2 separate regions of the Mus musculus genome follow, and region 2 is linked to region 1. The links are chromatin loops, found by intact Hi-C in ENCODE. Cell type or tissue: gastrocnemius. All regions are shown on one strand. Each heading gives the region's core, and the rest is flanking DNA. Links, peaks and the distances in the headings are about the cores only. Region 1 overlaps Gm12223 (a long non-coding RNA gene). Region 2 has its middle 7.2 kb from the start of P4ha2.

The links. A loop is a pair of places that touch in the nucleus more often than their neighbours do. Peaks named below come from ENCODE experiments on the same cell type or tissue, not always from the same donor. Only the 100,000 strongest peaks of a DNase experiment are listed, where the experiment ranks them.
Region 2: a loop joins it to region 1, with 6 times the contacts of the local background. A loop is called at or near these places in 11 of 42 quality-filtered maps.

Annotation. Positions count from the first base shown.
Region 1 is chr11:54,252,739-54,261,076 of GRCm38, forward strand. Gm12223 (a long non-coding RNA gene) reads left to right here. Exons shown (of 9, transcript XR_003949549.1): 5 at 518-572; 6 at 1,699-1,781; 7 at 2,689-2,855; 8 at 4,110-4,186; 9 at 5,542-7,799. Among named protein-coding and RNA genes, the nearest start is that of Csf2, 7.0 kb to the left of the region's middle. In gastrocnemius, for the core only: CTCF peaks have their summits at 1,618 (motif pointing left) and 4,447 (motif pointing left); DNase peaks (open chromatin) are centred at 1,574 and 4,449.
Region 2 is chr11:54,089,565-54,097,902 of GRCm38, forward strand. No RefSeq gene overlaps it. Among named protein-coding and RNA genes, the nearest start is that of P4ha2, 7.2 kb to the right of the region's middle. In gastrocnemius, for the core only: a CTCF peak has its summit at 3,617 (motif pointing right); a DNase peak (open chromatin) is centred at 3,629; H3K4me3 peaks cover 327 bases; H3K27ac peaks cover 3,398 bases.

The sequences.
Region 1 (8,338 bases), core at 86-8,085:
CTGAGGGTAGCATCCATTCAGCTAAGCCTCCAGGAGGCTATATAATATGGTCCTAGCTCTCAGAGAATTCATGCCTGTAGCCCCACGGAGTAGAGGACAGGGACAACCAGACCTAGATTTATAGGCACATGGTTGAGAGGGCCAATGAAGATATGCATAAAAAAACAAACAACCATGGGAAGTGGGTATGGGGCAGACAGAATGACAGTGTCTGTCTCTGTCCCAGGGAAGCCAGCTAGGTTAGTAATTATTTGCTTCAGTGAGGAAACTATAGGCAAGCAGTAAGGTTTGGGGTGTCAGCCAGACTAGACTGGATAAGGGAAAGAAAAAGCCAGTATTGTCTGAGAATGCTTGGCTAATTACTGCAATATGGATCCAGCACTTGAGACCCTGAGAGGTCACTGGGGTGTTCCAGTACCGTACAAGCTGCGTGAACTGGATTATGCTGGAATGCCAGCTTTTGAGAATAGATCAAGTATAGTAAGACCTCCTCTTTGGCTTTATTTCTTGTTCTTAGGGCTTCTTTGCTGTCTCCCCAGAACCTAGAAACCATGCCAAGCCCATATAGTCAGGTAAGTCCTATGGGCACACAACCCATGAAAGCAGCACTGGGCCTGCCTCTCACAATGCCCTCCACTGCCTGGGATTCTCTACCCAGAATTCTCCCTCCATGGTTAGGAATGTGTCCCACCCCTCAATTCTGCCCCAAGCCTTATCTCCAACTGAGAGGTCAGCAGGCACCCAGAGGGGACACTGTCTTTATCTGTGCCCCTTGAAAGAATCTCTGGGAGTGCATGGGGAAAAGACCAAAGGAGAAATGAGGGGAGAAGCCATCCTAACCTCCTGAAGTGCTAAGGGCCCTTCTTCCAACCCTAGGTGTAGTGGGAGTTGCAGACCCTTGGTTGGCTCTGACACCTGCCAGCTTCAGGAGCTGAGGGGCCATAATCAAAGCGGTGGTTGCTGCTTTATATTTTCATCAGGACAGGGTCCTAGAAGGAGCCATTCACAGAGCTGTTTGGGTCTTCCAGGCTCCTTCACTCTTTCCTGGAGCCCCTGTCTGTCGGGTATGTTGATTGTCTCTCTGGATTTCAGATCCCAGAAGGCTCTGGCCTTAAATAATGTTCACAGGATCTTTGTCTCTGGGCAATGCTGCCCCCCCACCCCCCCACACACACAGAGCAGCTGTCAATGTCCTTTCAACACCTCCTAGAGTCCCTATGATCCCTCATATGGGTAAGGCCCACCTGTACCACTCCAGCTGAAGTGCAAAAAGAAGTCATAAAAGGTGATCATAAACTGAGAGGGTCCTCAGAGTGCCTGTCTGCAGGTGGCAGGAAGAAGTCCTTGGGGACATCCCACCCCTAGGGCCACTAGCTCCTCACTACTTCCTCCCAAACACACACCCATTTCCACACCCTAGACTGCTACATCCCGGCAAGAGTGCTGCCAAATCCCTCATAGTCCCCCCAGGAAGCATCAGCCTCCATCGTCCTGGATGCAGAGCTGCAGACTCAGACCAGTCTTCAGACCTGGCCACTGTGCTTAAAACTACTTTCCTTCTCTGTGCCCGACCTTCATCTTCATGAGGGGATGGAGACCTCTGCAGGTCACTGCAGAGATGCCTGGAGACACCTAGAGGAGCTTCTTAAATATCAACCAAGAGCTAAGTGTATGAAGATTTTCTGCTTGGGTTTTCAGTTTGGACTAGTTGGGAGGCCTCCATTCCAGCCTCAGTTTCCCCAATGGTCAAAGAAAGAGAATCTTCACCGGGATCTGTGCAGGTCAGTGAAGTAGATTAAGTTGTCTTTGATGGAGAGATTTCATCACCATGTGGAGTGCCTCATGATGTTCCCATGTATACCTTCAAGAGGCAAAGGCAGCCAGGAGCAGGGTACAGTGCTATGCGGGACCTGGGTGGACTACAAAGTAGCTGAGCTACACTCATTTCCTGTAGAGAGTCAGTTAGGATACCAGACTGTCTTCCCCATTCCTGCCCTCTATCCTAGCAAGGAGGAGATAGTTCTATGTCGTCAGGGAGCTTTCTAGGAGGAGAGAGTTCTATGTGGCCAGGGTCGTGCTTTCTAGGAATAGGCAGCCTGATTCTGTCTGCCTGAGGAGAGCAGAAATATTAAATTTGGCAATATTGCTTGGCCCAGGAGGTTTGCTACTCCTCAGGATTTACCGCCCATAGTCATGCCAAGGGCTAGCAGTGACTGTCTTTTTTATTATGTTGTTTTAATATTCAGTTGTTTGTGTGATGGTACGCATGCCTTGCATGTAGGACTCAGAGGACAGTTCTCTTGTTCCACTCTGAGAACCTAGGACAGACCTCGGTCATCAGCTTTGATGGCAGGTGCTTTAACCCACTGTTGCAAGTCCTTGAAATCAAACTCTGGTGGTCATGTTTGGCCACAAGTGCCACCAAGCCTTCTTACTGGCCTGGATGTGTTTTATTTTTATTATCACACTCACCCCAACGTATGGGGCCAGGACACAAATATGTTACAGTATATGCTTAGAGAAGGGGGGAAGAAGGGAGACTTATGTCCTGGTGCCAGATGTGAAGCCTTAGTGTCTAGCCTCCTTTCTGATATGTCCCCAACTCCCTGCTCATAGGGGCACCCTGTCTCCACATCAGTTGTCTGTGCTATTTGGATTGGTCTCCAGGACATGTCTGGGTACTTCTAGGAGGTCCCAGCTGGAGCATCTACAGAAGGAAGTTCCAACAGTCAGAGTTGAAGGCTGCCATCTGAGAGGGAAGATACGAAGCTCCAAGACTAAGAGGCTATACACCTTGGGGATCAGAGAGTGCTCAGGGCGGGGAAAGTCTGTACCACCCAGGATGGAAGTGAAAGGTGAGTCTGGGGTCTCCAGCAGCTGTATGAGAAGCAGAGGAAGCCCCGAGTGACAGTGACTGTAGGGATTGCAGTTGAGTTCATAAACGCTATCTCTCAGAGGCATGGGGGGGGGGGGGGCTTGGGGACACAGAGGAAATCACAGAGGGATCTAAGCTCTGGTGTAGGGGGAGGCAGGGAAGTAGGAAAGAGGGACAGAAAAGCATGTGAAAGTATTATGGGGTGCTTCTGGGAGTGCAAAGGAGCGCAGTGACAGGTGCATACTCAGGCTAGAACTTGAAGCATGTGGGAGCACAGGCTATCAGTAGGGATCCATGCCCATGGGGGCCCCGGGCCAGATGAAGGGCTCTTGTGCCTCAGTGGTACCAGCAGACACAGTGAGGATTAGTGCTCCAGAAGCTCATGAGTCCCACGGCCTGGGCTTCTCTGTGCCTCAGTCTCTTCTACCGTCATAATAGGGGCAATCCTCGACAACTTCGGTCCCCGTGGGGATTCTGTGTCCCTCTTCACTCCAGGAAGACAGCATCTTTGCCCAATACACATCCATGGCCATGAGCCCAAATTCAAGTTTTTTGAAGGAGAAAGAAGCCCCATTCACCCCATGAGAACTCCTTCTGTCAACCTGGGTCTCCCTCTCCTCCATGTTCTCTCACCATCCCAGGCCCTGGAACCCCCATCCTCTCCATTCTTTAGGACTGATTTCTGATGATACCCACAGCTCCCTCCCTCTGCCCTGGCCCTTTCCTATTGCTGTAAATTCAGTAACCATGCACATCTCTACACCTGCCACACCCCAGGCCTCGGTCATTTAGTTTTCTTATCTCCATGGTTGTCATGCTGGTTGGGCTGTTCTGGGAATAGAGAAGTAAGAATGAGGTGAAGGGACCAGCTGAGGTCAGAAGGGATCCTGCCTCCACCTTGGTCACTAGGTCCTCAATCACACTGAATGGTTTGACTACTCAGACTCTCCTGTGCCTAACTCACCCTACACTAAAGACATCTATGTCTTTACCACACAGAACCGGATACCTGACTCCTCCCTGTATCTTGCCCATCCACTGCCTGCTGGGGGGAGTCCTGTCCCTTGGGTGAACTCCTGAGCATCGCTTCTAGTGTAAGGCACCCGAGATCACTATCCATCCATCCCCTTCATGTACCGACCCCCACCTCTCCTTGCATTTTGCTGGCTAACTGGACAGAGTCAGGAGGCTCCAGTAGGCACTAACCTCTATCTCATTATCCCTGCCTCTGCAGGGGGAAAGCCTTGGAGGTCCTCAGCAACTGATTCAAATGGTAATCCAAACCAGGGAGGAAAAACCTTTCTTTGTCTGGTGAGTCTCAAATTGTTTAGCCAGGTTCCTTTCCTTAGATACTTGCCTTTCTGGAAATTTCTCCTTGATTCATTCTTCTGGGGTCCCACATCATCTTAGGTAAAGAAAAGATGTGCCTCCTATCTTGCCCTCCTGGAAAGCTGTACTTGTAAAATTAAGATAAAAGATAAGTGAAATTGCTAGTGGCTGGTGTGACCTACTCTCTAGAAGGTGGCCTTATCAGCCTGTCCTCTCAGATCTACCATGGAGTGTTGCTGCCCTCTGCTGCCCTTTGGATGGACTTACTGACCTAGTACAAAGGGCAGTCTGAGGGCCATGACAGCTGCAAGCCACCCAGCTCTGTGATGATGTTGGATCAGGGAGTCAGTGCCCTTTTTTTGTCTGTGGCTGGGCATAATAAAGGACCTGTCCCCCTGGGTCATTATAACAAGGAATTATGCACAGCAAGGATTGTCTCTAGTTTGAGAGGCTGAGAAGTCTGAAGAGAAAGAACCAATCAGCCCAGTTGCTTGTTAGCACCCCCCCCCCCCCGCCCAGTTCACAGACAGCTGTCACACTATGTCTTCACATGGAAAGGGGATTCAAGGGGCTTCCAGGAGTCCTTTTCTTTTTAAAGACATGTTTTTAATTATGTGTAGGGAGGTGGTGGGACTTCTGTGTGTATTAAAGCCAGAAGAGGGCACTAGATCTCTCAGACATGGAGCTACAGGCAGTTGTGAGCCACCTAAAGGTGTTAAGAACTGAACTTGGGCCTTCCATATGAGCAGTCCATGCTCTTAGCCACTGAGCAATCTCTTTAGCCCGGAGTCCGTCCGTCCGTCTTTCTTTCTTTCTTTCTTTCTTTCTTTCTTTCTTTCTTTCTTTCTTTCTTTCTTTCTTTCTTTCTTTCCTTCTTTCCTTCTTTCCTTCTTTCCTTCTTTCCTTCTTTCCTTCTTTCTCTCTTTTTCAAGACTCCACTAGCAAATACCATTACACAGTATTTAGGGTTACACACTCAGTCTAAGTCCAAGGCACATAAATATTCCTCCAAATCCTATCAAGAACCAACCACAACTTGATTCTGGATTCTAACCTAGGGCAGTGTTTGGGCAAGGCTGTGCTGTCCCCAGACAGGGTCTGAGGTTTGAGGTCACAGGTAAACCTATGTAAGACAGGTCAGTGGTCATTTCTGACTCAAGCTGGCCATAGGCTACAGACTGGACAATTCCAGGACGTTCCACAGGATGTCTGAGAAGGCTCATTCTCACTTCAGGAATGTCGCCTCCTCCTTCCACTCCCTGCCTGCAATGTATCTTGTGTTTCTGAACTCTCTCCTTACCCAGCCACTAACTTCTGCTTATTGTATGTTTCTGCAGCAACAGAGACCTGGGCCACCTCAGTGTCCAACTCAGAGCTGGGGAGAGTGTCAGACATCACTCTCATCCCAGGGCCTTCTGTGTCCCATGAGTGCTCTGAGTACATTGTGGTATCTGGCCATGGCTCCAAAGAGTGTGTCCTTCAGTGAATCAGCTAGGCAAGAGAAAAGTAATGGACTGCTGCCCCACTTCCAGTGAGAGAGGCTCTCACAGCTGGAAAAGTAAAACAGAATTCCAGGGAGAGTCTGTTGGGAGGTGTGTTAACTGGGTTTTTTTCAACTTGACACAAATAGAGTCACCTAGGAAGGTGAAATTTCAGTTGAAGAATCTCTATCAGACTGGCTTGTGGGCATGTCTGAAAGGGGTTCTTTTGATTAATGATTAATATGGGAGGGCCCAGTCCACTGTGGGCGGGCAGGTGGTGTCAGGAACTGTGTAAGAATGCACACTGAGCAAGCCAGTAAGCAGCATTCCTTCTTGGTCTCGGCTCCACTTCCTGCCTTGAGTTCTTGCTTTGGCTTCCCTTGATGCTAGACTGGTCTGTAAACTGAACGAAATCCTTTCCTGCACAAGATGCTTTTGGTCAGTGCTTTAGCACAACGGAGAAGCAAACTAATACAGAGAATGCTTCCCGATTTGCATGCTTGTAAACTCCACCGCTGAGACTAATGTCATGCAGCAGATAACAATCATTTCTTTTTTAGAGTTTAAAAACTGAGGGTGCAAGATGATGGATCTCATTATGCAATTTCAAACATACTTTCTTTGAAACCCCACTCCCCACTTCATTCTCCCCATTCCCCTCCTGTCATTCCTCTTCCTTCCCCTGCCCCCCTGATTCTGCTTCAATAGCACATGTATTCTGTTACCTACTCCCCCATCCACCTCTCTTAAGACCCTCTGTTTCCTCTCTCATGGTCCTCCTTCTACTTCCGGGACCTATGACCACACCCACATTAGAGACACATACATAAAAATGTTAATATAGGGCCTTTATTAGAGAAAAGGTATGTGATATTTGTCTTTCTAAGTCTGGGTTACTTCTCTTACATATAGACATTTCCATTTCTATCTTCCCCAAGTCCTGGAAATCCCATGATTTCATTTTTCTTTGTTACTGTATAAAACTCCACTCTGTAAGCGACATTTCCTTTATCTAGACATCTGTTGATGGACATCTAGGCTGGTTCCATTTCCTGGCTACTGCGAAGAATACAGCAAGAAACACGAACGCTCAAGTGTCTCTATGATAGGAATTAGAGTCTTTTAGATGCAAAAGTGTGCAAATGGTAGTTCTACTTCTTGGTGGCGACAGGCTCCCATATTGATTTCCATAGTGGTTGTACCAGTTAATACCCCAAACTAAGTAAGCAATAAGTAAGGGTTTCTCTTTCTCCATACACTGACCACCGTGTGTGTGTGTGTGTGTGTGTGTGTGTGTGTGTGTGTGTGTGTGTGTGTGTGTGGTGTGTGTGTGTGCGTGCACTTGTGCCCCATTCTAGCTGAGTGAGATGTAATCTCAAAGTAGTCTTAATTTAGATTGCCCTGATGACTAAAATTATATATTTATAATATATATAATTTTTCCAAATATTTATTGGCCATCTGTTTCTTCTCTGAGAATTGTCTCTTTATCTCAGCCTTCCATTTGTGTTTGGAAGATGTGGAGGTTTGGTGTTCACATTTTTTTCGGTTCTTTGTATATGGTAGATATTAAACCCCTAACTAGCTGTCAGACAGACAGCTAGTTAAAGCTTTCTATTATTCTGTAGTCTGTCTCTTCACATTGTTGAGAGTTCTTTAGTTGTGTAGAACCCTTGTATTTTGGTAATGCTGTTTGTCAGTTCTTATCTCTTGTGTGGCGGGAGTCCCTTTAAGTGTTCTTGCCCATGTCTATATTTCTATCAGTTTCAGCACTTTATAGTCAAGTCTGAGATTTGTTTTTAATCGATTTTTGTACAGCGTGGGAGATAAAGGTCTACTTCCATTATTCTGTATGTGGATAGCCGGTTTTCCAAACACCATTTTGAAGAGTTTCCCCTCCACCCCCAGTGTGTCTTTTAATGCCTTTTTCAAAAATTAGATGGCAGTAACTGTGTGGGTTTATTGTTGGGCCCTATTGGCAGACATATCTGTTTAGTGCTGTATTTGTCACTATGGCTTTGCAGTATATTTTGAGGTCAGATATTATAATACTTCTAGTACTGTTCTTTTTGTCTGGGACTCTCTAAGCTTTTTGGGGTATAAGAACTTTATAAATTTTTTCTTCTGGTTCTATGAAGAATGTTACTGGAATTTTGATGAAAATTACCTTGAATCTGTAGACTATTTTTTTTTTTTGGCAATGTAACCACTTTCACAATATTCTTTCTGCCAATAATTTCTATTTTCAATGTCTTAAAGTTTTTATTGTAGAATCCTATCAGCTCTCTGCCTAGAATTAATATCCTTTCTGGGTATTTTAAATTTTGAAGCTACTGTGAATGGTGTGTATTTCTGGTTCCTTTCTCATAAAAGTTGTTATTAGTATTTAGAAAAGCTACAAACTTTTATATGAAGATTTTGTGTTCTGAAACGTTGCTGAGAACATTTGTCAAACCTAAGGATTTTCTATTGGGAGCTCTAAGGTCTTTTAAGCATATTCATGCCATCTGTAGTTAAGGGTAATTTGACTTTATTCTCTACTTATATCTGTTTTTGTTTCTTTTCTTTGTCTATTGCTTGGACAAGGACTAGAAGCCCAATACTGAATAAAAGTGGAGAAAGTGGAAACCCTTACCCTGTTCTAGATTTTGAA
Region 2 (8,338 bases), core at 155-8,154, 160 kb before region 1:
TTATTTATTTATTTATTTATCTATTTATTTATTTATATGTGTGAGTGTTTTGCCTGCATGTATGTACATGTACCATGCGTGTGCCTGGTGCCCACAAAGCTCGGAAGAGGGCACTTGAGGGTTGTGGGCTGTCATGTGCATGTTGGGAGCTGAGTTGGGTCGCCTGCAAGAGCAGCTCTTGAGTGCTGAGCCACCTCTATACCACCTGAAAACCCCAATCCCAGTTTAAAGATTTAGGTTCTAGACCAAGGCCAAGGAAAAAGATAAAAGACAGGGGACAGAAGACAAACTTGTCCCTGTCATGTGAGAAGACAAAGCCAACTTGGGCACTGTTTTAGATAGGGTTTTACAAGTCTTATAAAGGACAACATTTAATTGGGGTTGGCTTACAGGTTCAGAGGTTTAATCCATTATCATCAAGGAACATGGCAGCATCCAGGCAGGCATGGTGCTGGAGGAGCTGAGAGTTCTACATCATTATCTGAAGCTGCTAGCAGAATACTGGCTTCCAGGCAGCTAGGATGAAGGTCTTAAAGCCCACACCCACAGTAACACACCCATTCCCCAAAGGCCACATTTATTCCAACAGGGCCATACCTTCTAATAGTGCCACTCCTTGGGCTGAGCTTATACAAACCATCACATGCCCATATGTGAATCCCTGTGTGCTTGCATAGGTGTGTGTGTGTGTGTGTGTGTGTGTGTGTGTGTGTGTGCATGTGAGTAGTCTATGTCAATGTTTTGGCTTAGCAAGAACCTTTCATCTACTCTTCCTTTCATCTTGCCTTTCAAATGCAAGCTTTTCAGAGTGTTATGCAAGTTTCCAAGTTGTGAAAAAATGCAGAAAGTTACAAAAGGAGGAAATACAAATATTATATGTGAGTAGAAGTAACATTTTTATATGGCAATGAGTCTACTGAAGCTCAGCCATGTTTTTACAAGGTTAAATTACAAAATGTGCTTTTATGGGATCTGAGCATTCTGGAATGTGTCAGATGCAGTATGAGGTAGTCAGAGACTCCAGAGGAATGAAGAATGCGTTGGCCTTTTTGTATTGAGTCAGGGAATTGGGCCAGTGTTCCTAATGACCAAGTTCAGATGTGGGAGTCTACTCAAGGGAGAGGAGTTTGGTGAGAGTTGTGGCCAGAGCTGATCCCAGCAGAACATTTGAGGCAGCAGAGGGGCCACAAGCAGGGCTGGGATACTTGGACACATGGGAACAGGCCATAGTCACACTGGTGCCCCAGGTTCCTCTGATGGAGTGGTAGCTTGGGGCTAGGGGTAGCTACTTCTACCCCATGTGGTGATCTTGTACGAGTTACCCAGATAACCATTTTCTAATATCCTTTATTTCTATCTTTTTGCTGGTGTTTGGGATCTGGGCTAGGTTCCCAGGTTCTTGGCCTCTCTCATTCAGAGATCTGAAAACCAGGGCTCACACAGATTTGCAAAGAATCAAAATAAGTTTGTTGGGAGCAAAGCATTAACACAGATTATAGAGGGACATACTGTCGGGAGTGCAGGCGGGCACACGTGTGAGAGACTCAAGAGTTTCCTCTTATGGCGACCAAGAGAAGAGGCTGGATATTAAAAGGTATAGTTTGGCTAATTCTCTATTTTGATCAATAGATTAGATCATACAATATTTTTTCTACTGTACATATATCCTTTCCCATCTGACTTTAACCAAAGGCATGCCTAATTATGTTTAGCATAATCATAAGGTGGTAAATAGGGGGTTTCCCCTAAAACCATTGTAGATGGCACAACTTGTCTTACTGTGAATGTGTGACAAACCAGTTCAAGCTGGATTGATTGATTTGTCCTTCTGTATTTCAGAGCAGAATATGTTGGGAATACACTTGAATAGAAACTGTCTAAGTGTGCTTGTCAAGAGGGGCAGGGAAACTTATAGCATTGTTCAGAGATGAGAGCGTGTGTACCTGATGTGGGGTGGGGGTGGGGGGACAGGAGGGTTCTGAGGTTTTCAGGTTCATTGTTTAGTGTGTGTGCAGGTGAGAGAACTCGGCTTGCCTGTGCAGGATTATAAACGGGTGGTGTGTACTGTCCCGAACCAGATAAGGTCACAGGGTCCTAAGCTATCTGTTATGTCTAGCCTGCCTCCAGTTTATGAAGTCATGAATATGCAAAGCTATCAGGTGGTGGGAACGGAACCCCTGGTTGCCACAGAATTCCATTTACACAAATGGGCTAGAGTCACTCATGAGTACAGTCACTGACATCAGTCTCACCCCCCAAAGGATGCAGGGCGATCTACAGATATGTCTCATGATAGTCAAGAGAAGTGCTTTCATTTAAAAAGAGGAACAGAAAGTGAGGCACCAGGGAGGAAGGGCGGGACAGGGAGAATTAGGGTTGGACCTTCAAGTCTTTCTTCCCTAAGAAAGCCTTGCAATTGAGGAAAGCAGACAAGCAGACGCTGTGATTAGGCTGCTGCGCCACGCGGGGCTGCTGTGCTTTCTGGAGCTAGCTGGCTTTGCAGTCTCCATTCTTAGGCTGTCTGCGGATTGGAGTTAGTTATCCTTTAGCAAGGCCTACTCTAGGTGGCAGAGCTTTAAGTGGGACTCTGCTCAGGGTCGGGGGACACTCAGTAAATGAGGGGAGGAACTTAGCTGCTCTTATTTTGGTTATTGAGTGGGGGTGAGTTCTGCAAACTCAACCCTGCTCCCCTGCTCTGCCTTCACTTTGGGGTGACAGCCGTCTGTCCTCAGCGTTGGACCTAAATTCTTTCTGCAGCTTATGAAGCAGCAGATGACCTCACCTGACCTCTGTGGCTTTATCTCTTTCGCTGCTTTCCTTCCCGTGTCTACTGGCTTCCGGACCAACACTGAAAAATCACCAAAATCTTTTCTGTCATATTTAAGTCAGATGTCCCCAACCTCTCTCACTCATTACCAATACCCAGTCCCCATATGGTCCCAGGGTTGAAAGCAGAGGGACCGGGCAGCTAGTGTGCTGCCGTAATAGTCTTAAAAGCATTCATTACATTACATCAAAGTGTCTGTGCTTGAGGCCAGTGAGACGGCTCAGCACCGTAGTGCTTGCTGCTTAGCCTGATGACCTGAGTCCAATCACCCAGACCCCAAATGGTACAAAGTAGAGACTTGGCTCCTGAAAATTGTCCTCTGGTCTCCACATGTCCGCTATGGCAGATGTCTGCTCCTCACCCACTAATATAAAACGTAATAAGAATGTTAAAAATTCTGTATTTGTAAGCACCCTATGGAGCTGGCTCTCTGGGTGTTTTCATTACACAGTCTTTTGACCGGGATGGGGGCAGAGTGCAGGAGGAAGCTGAAATCTAAGCTCATTATTTATACATTGGGGGGCCTCCTGGAGATCTGCTGGGTAATTACAGCTCGTCAGAGTCCTGAAATATCTAATGATAGCTTAGTTTGTGCTGGCTTTGCTGTTCCTGGTGGCAGTGGTCCACGTGGGAGGCATCTGAGAGGTGTCTTAAAGCCACCTCGGGATTTTCACAGATGAACCAGTCCCCAGGAGAGCTTTAGGCACCGATTTGGTCTTTTCTTTCCTCAGTTGGCCTAACAGGCTTCTCAGGATCTGCCAGGTAACAGATTTGCTCCATGGCAAAGCTTGTGGCTACCACTAGGTGGCCTCACTCCAGTTACATTGCCTGCCCTGTGCTTCTGGCCTTCAGTCAAAATGCCAGCCAACTGGGACATACTTATTTTATTTCAGTTTCTATGAAGAGGAGGAGCCTAGGGTACATGCAGGGTTGGTCCCAGGGCCCAGTGAAAGATATGTATGTATGTATGTATGTATATATATATGTGTGTGTGTGTGTGTGTGTGTGCATGTATGTATGTATGTATGTGAGTATGTATGTATAATATATTACATCTATGTGATTATACACACACACACACACACATATATATCTCCAAGAGGGTATGACTTAGAAAAAAAACATCCAAGACCAGGAGTTTGTAAACCCCACCAGACCTCTAGTTGCTGGAGTAGTTGCCAAGGCTTCCAGCATCAACCTCTAAGGAGGCTTCAGTGCTGGGAGCTGAGCTTGCCTGCTCCCCTTCCTCAGGGTAGGGACCACAGGAAAGGGGAGGCAGGAGAGGCTGAGGAGCCTGTTTAGAGGAAAGGACTGTACCTCATCTGACCTCTCACTCATCTGAGTGTTTGTCTGCTCATCACAGAGTTTCTTGTTCTCCTTTGTGGTAACACCAACACTAGGTCTTTACCTAGTGATGGGAAAGGAAGGCCAAGTCAAGGAGCTGTTGGTCAGGGATGCTTCCTAAGGTCACGGAAATACCCAGGAGTTGGTGATTTCCTTTTCTGAGATAGAGAAAATGTTGGAGAAGTAGTTCCAGTGGTGTGATGTTTCATTTTATCCATACCTACACACTGGGGAGTTCTTTAAGGGATTTTTTTCCTTGACATTACAACATGACATGGTCATCTACAAATGTACAAGTTTGCTTTCTCAAGAACCACACAGTTGAAAACACACACACACACACACACACACACACACACACACACACACACACACAAGCTTTCATGTTTTAAGTAAGTAAGTTTCCAATTTTTGGATGGGTTGCATTCATAGCTATATTTGGCCTCATGTGGCCTATGGGTTGGACACTCTTGCATCTATCATCGGAACGTATATGCATAGGGGTCTGCAGTGCATATTCATGGCAGAGAACAATGTAAAGTGTTCTACCTAGGTATGTCTGTAGCAAGGTTATCAGTGTATGGGATTTATATAAAAACTATAGGAAATTGGTCCAGGTCTGTGTCTAATTCCTTTCAGTGTTTTGGGCAACAACTTAAATATTTTTATTAGTACTGGGGATGTTAAAGGCCCCAGCTTAAGTTCAAGTGCACAGGCGAAAAGCAGACAGCTGGTTGCATCAAACAGTAGGCAAGGCACTTTGTATTTCTAGGGAGAGAGGAAAAAGAAGGGGAAATTACTGAACTATTGGCCATAAAGAAAAGGCTATGACCAAACTCAAAATAGAAGAAAGAACTAATAAAGATTAGGACAGAGATTAATGAAATGAAGATGGTATTAGTTACCTTTCTGCTGCTGTGATAAAATACCATGACCGAGGCAATTCGTTGAAAGAACAGTTTATTTGGAAGCTTAGAGTTCCAGAGGGATGAGAGCCAACCACAGCAGGGAGGTGTAAGAGTGAGTGCAGGCATGGTAGCAGGAGCAGGAAGCTCATAGGTAGTGGCCCGAGACTATATAATATCAAAGTCTGCTCCAGGGACATACTCCTCCAGCAAGTCCTCACCACATACACCTCCCCAAACAGTGCTATCAACTGTGAACCCAGAGTTCAGAGGCTTGAGACTCTGGACAATACTTGTCCTTCAAACCACCAAGAAAGGATCCATGAAACAAAGAAAGAGTTAAACGAGGTTAATAAGGCCTTAGATCTATCTTAACCAAAGAAGAGAGGACGAAAAGGAGAGATACTAACTAACACACACTGAAATCCAGTGTTACTGGGGAACATCCTGAAGGCTTACATTTTAACAAACTGGAAAATCTAGGGGAAACACGTCCATAGACACAGATGGACTTGCTGTGAAGGTTAGCCTTCATTTCCAACTTGATGGAATTTTACACTCACTTAGGAGATACAGCTCTGGGGTTGTCTCTGAGAGCATTTCCAGAGAGGCTACGCTGAAGATGCTTTCTGAATGTGAATGGGATCGTCTTATGGGCTGGTGTCCTGGAATGAAGGAAAAGAAAAGCAAAGGAGAGCTGAGCACCAGCTTTCATCCCCTTCCGCTTCCTGCCTGCGCACCATGTGACCAGCCTCCTTTCCCCCCTCCATGCCTTCCCTGTCATGGTGCCTTGTTTTCCATCCACTTCTTGCCTGCGCACCACGTGACCAGCCTCCTTTCCCCCTTCCATGCCTTCCCTGTCATGGTGCCTTGTTTTCCATCCACTTCTTGCCTGCGCACCACGTGACCAGCCTCCTTTCCCCCTTCCATGCCTTCCCTGTCATGGCAGTTTGTATCTTCAAATCATGAACCAAAAACAGAACTTTTTTTCCTACAGTTGCTTTTGTGAAGGATTTTATTATAGCAATGAAGAAAGTAACTAATATACAGACCACTAAATATCCTAAATAACCTAAACAGGTAAAAATAAGAAGCAATACTATTAAAACAGTAATAAAAGTATCCTAGAAAAGAAAAATCCAGGGGCTGATGGCTTCACAAAAGTCTGCCAGACTTTTAAAGACTGGACACCAGTGCCACTCAAACTGTTCTATAAACTAGAAAGGGAAGTGACACTTTCAAATCATTCTATAAATTCTTTATTGCCCTGGTACCAAAACTGGATAAAGGTAAAATAACAACAGAAGGAAACTGTATACTAGTTTTCTTCATGAACACAGATGCAAAAACTTCCATAAGGTATTTGCAAATGTGAATTAAACAACATATTGAAAGAGCATACCCAGGGATGAAGTGTGATTCAATATATGAAAATCCATCAATGTAATCCACTTTATAAACAAACTCAAAGAAAAAAATCATATGATTATCTCATTAGATGCTGAAAAGACATTTGACAAAATACCACACTTCTTCATGTTAAACATATTGGAGAGATAGGAATTCAAGGCCCATAGTTAAACATGATAAAGACAATATACAGCAAACCAGCAGCCAATATCAAATTAAATGGAGAGATACTTGAAGCAATCCCACTAAAATCAGGGATAAGACAAGGATACCCACTCTCCCCCAACCTATTCAATATAGTACTTGAAGTTCTAATCAGAGCAATAAGACGACAAAAGGAGATCAAGGGGATACAAATTGGCAAAGAAGAAGAAGTCAAAGTATCACTATTTGCAGATGATATGATAGTATACATGAGCAAACCCAAAAATTTACCAGAGAACTTCTACAGCTGATAAATAACTTTAGCAAAATGGCCAGATATAAAATTAACTCAAACAAATCAATAGCCCCCCTTTACACAAATGATAAATGGATTGAGAAAAAAAAGGGAAACAACACCCTTCACAATAGTCACAGATAATAATATAATATAAAATATCTTGGTATCTTGGTAACTCCAACCAAATTTGAAAGATCTGTATGACAAGAACTTCAAGTCTCTCAAGAAAGAAATTGAAGAAGACCTCAGAAAATGGAGAGATTGGTCATGGATTGGTAGGATTAACATAGTAAAAATGTCCATCCTACCAAAAGATTCAACGCAATCTTCATCAAAATTCCAACACAATTCTTCAAAGACATGGAAAGAACAATTTTCAATTTCATATGAAAAAACAACAACAACAAAAAACAGGATAGTGCAAACAATTGTTAGAAATAAAAATACTTTTGGGGGAATCACCATCCCTGACCTCAAGCTATACCACAGAGCAATAGTGATAAAAACTGCATTGTATTGGTACAGACAGGTTGATAACGGAATAGAATTTAAGACCCAGAAATAAAACCACACACTTATGGACAGTTACTCTTTGACAAAGAAGCCAAAAATATGCGATGGAAAAAAGAAAACATTTTCAATAAATGGTGCTGGCCTAGCTGTCTGTATGTATGTAGAAAAATGAAAATAGATCCATATTTTTCACCTTGCATAAAGCTCAAATCCAAGTGGATCAAGGACCTTGACATAAAACCAGATACATTGAATCTAACAGAAGAGAAAGTGGAAAAGAGCTTCGAACTCACGGGCATAGGGAGGGGTGGATTTCCTAAGCAGAACTCCAATAGCTCAGGCTCTAAGATCGAGAATTGATAAATGGGACCTCATGAAACTGGAAAGCTTCTGTAAGGCAAAGGACAAAGTCAACAGGACAAATCAACAACCTATAGATTGTGAAAAACAATCTTAACTAACCCCACATCCGATAGAGGGCTAATAATCCAAAATATATAAAGAACTCAAGAAGCTAACCTCCAAAAACCAAACAACACAATCAAAAAATGGGATATAGAACTAAACAGAGAATTCACAACAGAGGATTCTCAAATGGCCGAGAAGCACTTAAAGAAATGTTCAAAGTCCTTAGTGATCAGGGAAATGCAAATCAAAACGACCCTGAGATACCACCTTACACCAATCAGAATGGCTAAGGTCAAAAACTCATGTGACAGCATATGCTGGAGAGAATGCAGAGAAAGAGAAATACTTTTCCATTGCTGGTGGGATTGCAAGCTGGTACAACCACTCTGGAAATCAATCTGGAGGTTCCTCAGAAAATTGGAAATAGATCTACTTGAAAACCCAGTTATATATACCACTCTTGGTCATATACCCAAAAGATGCCCCATA